2 separate regions of the Homo sapiens genome follow, and region 1 is linked to region 2. The links are chromatin loops, found by intact Hi-C in ENCODE. Cell type or tissue: sigmoid colon. All regions are shown on one strand. Region 1 has its middle 1.5 kb from the start of LINC02242. Region 2 overlaps PIK3R1 (phosphoinositide-3-kinase regulatory subunit 1).

What was found. Peaks named below come from ENCODE experiments on the same cell type or tissue, not always from the same donor. Only the 100,000 strongest peaks of a DNase experiment are listed, where the experiment ranks them.
Region 1: it touches region 2 in a loop (3-fold over the local background); 9 of 110 quality-filtered maps call a loop at or near these places.

What each region holds. Positions count from the first base shown.
Region 1 is chr5:67,647,046-67,649,545 of GRCh38, forward strand. No RefSeq gene overlaps it. Among named protein-coding and RNA genes, the nearest start is that of LINC02242, 1.5 kb to the left of the region's middle. In sigmoid colon, no CTCF peak of the experiment used is centred here; a DNase peak (open chromatin) is centred at 1,386; H3K27ac peaks cover 591 bases.
Region 2 is chr5:68,255,682-68,258,181 of GRCh38, forward strand. The region is part of intron 2 of PIK3R1 (phosphoinositide-3-kinase regulatory subunit 1); the gene reads left to right. Among named protein-coding and RNA genes, the nearest start is that of PIK3R1, 41 kb to the left of the region's middle. In sigmoid colon, no CTCF peak of the experiment used is centred here; a DNase peak (open chromatin) is centred at 1,306; H3K4me3 peaks cover 268 bases; H3K27ac peaks cover 428 bases.

The DNA.
Region 1 (2,500 bases), 610 kb before region 2:
GCTCTAAGGCTCATTTGATCACTCATCTGGGAGCTCTGCAAGAACTGGGACCATGTCTTACTCATCTCTGTATCCCAAGGCCAGCCGAAAGCCTGGCACGTGGGAAGCACTCAGGTGGGGTTTGAGCACCAGGATGCCAGGCATTATGATGGTGATGCCTGTTAAAAATCATCGGTTAAGCTCCACTTTTGCTGCAGTGAACAGACTAGACATCAGCTGTCATGAGAAAACATATTACCAGGCAACTTTTCCTTTTTTCATCCTGAATCCAAGCAACTGGCCAGGACAGTGAGATGACAGCCCTGCAACTTCCACATCTCACATCACTTCTCTCTTCTCCTACTTCCTTTTCAGAGAGCTTTTTTTTTTTTTTTTTTTTTTTTCCAAAATACAAGCCTGAGCCAGAACTACAGGCTTTGTTTGCCCCAATAGGGAATATACTTTTAAAGCAAGGATGTTAAATCACCCTGTAATTTTAGTCTCTCGAGTATCAGTTCCACCTAAACCTTCCCCATGGAGAAGGGTGGCACTGATCTCTAGACTGGTGAGGGAAATCAGCACCAGCTTGGAAGGGAGCTGCACTAGGTTTCAGTCTCCGCACTGTCATATAACAATGGCTGAATTTATTGACCAGTTACCTGCACTGATCACCTTACACACATTGCTTTCTTTAACTCTCTGTGAAGGATTCTCATTATCATTCACGTTTTGAAGATGCGAAAGTTAGAGCAGAGAGGTGAAGTGACTTGCCCAAGGTCACAGAAAATGATCAGCAGATCTAAGATGAAACAAACCAATTGTACTCCACAGCTGTATTCCTAACTGTGCTACATCAGGCAAGTGAATGACCCTCTCAGCACCTCCGTTTTCTCATCAGTAAGATGAATGGAGGAACAACGACTTTATTGGATTGTTAGGAAAAGTAATTGAGATAATGCAGGCAAGCTCCTGACACTTAGTAGTTACTTAAGGTATGTCAGTTCTCTCCCTTCCTTTACATAACCTGGAATTGGAGAGCATCACCTCTTAAGCAATCCTTTAGAAATATAAAGCTGAAATTAATCCAAACCACACCAGAGCCAATGACAATAAAGCTGATTTGTTCAGACTTATTATTCTGTTTCAATAAAGATCTGTCTCCAGTTTCCTCGGCATCCCCACAGAGCCAACCCAAACTGAAAACACATGCGGCGAATGCAAACTCATTGGTGAAACATGATAGACACTTCAAGAACCAGGAAATTCCTTCTTTATATGACTTGCTCCTTAGCCAGAGCAGTTATGGGTTAAACAATACAGCAGTGCGGCTGTGGCCTTCAAGATGCACAGTGGGGCTTCATGCTCCTGGAGGGAATGGAAGCACAGGGTTCTGCTTGCCAGCTGGCACCGACACTCCACGGACAAGATACGCATGGCCTGGCCTTCCAAGTTGAGAGCAATTGCTGGCAGTACACTGTGAGCATGTGAAGCTAAGGGAGTATTTTTTTTTTAAGTCCCATCATTGTTTTTCTTTCTTTAAATGGTAGCCACTGAAAAGCTATGCAAACACTTCAGCTGTGGAATATTTAATCTGACATTTGGCATGGCTCCCTTGTTGATCCAAGACATAAAGTATGCAGTTGTTTCATGGCTTACTCAAAAAAGATAAGCTAGATACAAATTAATTTTCCTTCTCCTTGCTTTTAGCTGGGTCCCTGCATGGATGCATCCTTGATTCCTAAGCAATGGGATGACAATTATAGACCACAAGAGCAGAAGGTGAATAGTTCATTTAACTAGATGGGTCAATTGAATACTTTTCTTCTGGGGGGTAAAGGGGGATACTCTACTAAAAGCTTTAGGAGTCCCTGTGGTTGTGGTGTTTTCAAAGGTTTGGCAGCTCTTCTCACAAGATTTGGGGTTTCGGGGTTTCATGTGCTGTCATGGAAACATCACCAGAATGGTCCCCTCTTCACTCTGTTGTCATTGGTCTTTAGCAAGAGGAGAACCAGCATCTTGTGAGAGTCTTGCACCTGTTCACATCGGACATACCTCCTGGCTGTATCTGCTTTTTCACTCCATCAGGACAAGTTTAACTATCTCACTGGCAGATTTGGTTTCCTGAAAGTAAATCTCCTGTAGGTTCTCTTTCACTGTCATTGAGTGGTTTCTGACCCTAGACTGGTAAGGAGAACATTGCCCCTTCTCACAAAACACAGGGATCCAAAAAACTGAGTGAGTGGGCAGTTCTTGTTTCTCAGCATGTGCAGGGAAGGACACAGAAATGTCCAACATTAGAAAGGGAACAGAGACCTTCCTTGTCCAAGTGTTCCTCCACTAGAGAGTTAGAACAGTTGCTGAATGTAAACAAACACACTTCCTAAAGTCTCATCCTTTCTTCAGGTGGACCAAGAGTGCCAAAAACACTGGAAATTATAGTCCAATGAGGACTTTATTCATTCTCCTGTGTTTCAATGCCCATTGTTATAACAACCATGTGATTTAAACATCAGGCTGCTGT
Region 2 (2,500 bases):
AAAGTGAAACATACGGCTATCAATGTGAAAAAGCTGCTCCCTATAGCACTGGAATTCTCTTGTCATTAATAGCTCTTGTAGTCGACAGATTATAATATACAGAGTCATAAATGTTCTTGTTGTCATTTGGAAAATTACAAATTCCCAAAAAGTGGTGATTATTTGGGGCTTTGGGTCTGCAAGACGTTTCACATTAAAATGCTGATAATATCTTCAAAAACCACAGAGCCATGGGCCTTGCAGGCTTGGTAACTGACTGCCTTTGTGGTGTGGTTTTATTCTTTCTACTGAAGCACCTGGTTGAAAGGAGTGGGATGCTGAATTCATAGGGGCGTGTTCACAAAAATCTTTAACATCAAGTATCTGTTTATTCAAAATAGTGCATAGTTCAAAGCAACCTTGATTCCTTAAACTAGATGTTTTTCTGTTCTTTAATGAAAACAGCCTGAACGTGGTTATTAATCTGAGTCTTTCTCCATTCTGACCACCCCACTCTGTTTTTCTCTTTGAATATCAAAAAAAAAGTATAAAAACATTTTGTAATTTTTTATTTATTTATTTTTGTTGAGACGGAGTCTCGCTCTGTCGCACAGGGTGGAGTGCAATGGCGCAGTCTCGGCTCACTGCAAGCTCCACCTCTCAGGTTCACACCATTCTCCTGCCTCAGCCTTCCGAGTAGCTGGGACTACAGGTGCCCGCCACCACGCCCAGCTAATCTTTTTGTATTTTTAGTAGAGACAGGGTTTCACCGTGTTCACCAGGAGGGTCTCGATCTCCTGACCTTGTGATCCGCCCGCCTCGGCCTCCCAAAGTGCTGGGATTACAGGTGTGAGCCACCGCACCCAGCAACATTTTGTAATTTTTTAAAGGGCTACATAAATTCAAGGTATTATTGCTGTACTTCTTTTCTGTTACCTTATGAAGTTGATTGTTGTTGAAGCACCAACAGTATGCATACATGGGTATCCAGAATGACCATCTAGTCTCAGTTGTGCAAAATTCACTATGTAGTCTCATGGATTGAGAGGGGCAATTAGCAAGAGTGTGAGATAATGGAGAACAAAAAATAATGCCAAGCTGGGTTAAAAAAAAAAAAGTTTGGGAAAGAAAAAACAAGTGCTCAAGACAAGCCTCCTATTTTTCAGTTTGGCCTAGCCCTAGCCCTATTGAAGAAGGTTAGTACATTCACCTGGCCAGTTTTAGCTAACTTGGTTACCTGGCAAGTGGCGGGGATGCAGTACATTAGTACTTGTCCTGTGGTACAGAGCATGTGTCTCAGGGTGTGGCCACTCCAGGGAGAGGGAAGACGTGCTTTATGGGGCCTCCTCAGCCATCACTGTGATATGTGCCACCAGGAACCCAGGACCTTTCATGGTCCAGTCTGAGGTGGGAGCACCACAGAAGCAAGAGCTGCCTGGCCCAGCCAAGCCCAGATTACCCTAAAATCTTACTGCTTTTTTCCCTTCAGCATTTTAAATTATAGGAGCAAGTAAAAGTGTACATAACGCAAGGCAATCTGAACAGGTGGCTGATAGCTGCTCCATCCAGAGGAAGAGCCATGAAGTTCCCCCGACCCACACATTTCACCCTGTCTTGTCTACCAAAAATCACATGAAAATGCAGACATAACCATGGAGGAGTAACCCATGAACAAAGGGCTGGTAATTACAGTTTAATGCTGTTCTTTTTACCCCTTTGGCTGGCTGGCTGTGCAAAGGCAGGCCCCGGTAATTACGGTTTAATGTTGTTCTTTTTACCCCTTTGGCTGGCTGGCTGTGCAAAGGCAGGCCCCACAGGGGAGTAATGTATTTGTGACAGCCAGTTGGGGTGGGGAGAGATGGGCTGTACTACACTTTGAATTTATTATGTTCTGCTAATACTTTTACTCCTATGCTGGAAAGTTATGTTTTCCTTCCTTTGTTAGACAATTTTTGCAGAGTAGTTTAACATTTTCAAACATTTACTATATATAGCACTTTTAAAATCCAGGAACTGTCATTTCCAAAGAAGATTCCATGTCTATAATATTAATTCCCTGTCCTCTCCTCATTGCCTTTTTCAGACATCCACTGTAGATAGCCTCTGTTCCCCAGGAACTAACATTTCCAAAGGAAACTCCCTTGCCTATAATTCCCTGTTATCTTCTTGTTGCCTCTCCTGAATAATAATTTTTGATTCAGTACCTTTTAGCTATTTATAATGTTATCGTATAATCTGAGTTTGGGAACTGCTTGCCACTTCCAGTTTCTGACACCCAAAACACATTTTATGCTTAGAGAAAACAATAGCACCCTGACTTTTTAGAAGACATAGTTTTCCCTTGGGGATCCAAACTGGAAGCAGATATTTGAGCTGTGAACACATTTTTTCTTAGAAGAGTCAATTAGGAGCTGGGTTGAAGCTTCAGTCTATGCACTTAGAGTCAGGTTTTAGGACCAAGAGCAAGCACTGTGGGCACCTGTTGTAAGAAAACATCTGACAGCACGAGGTGCTAAATTGC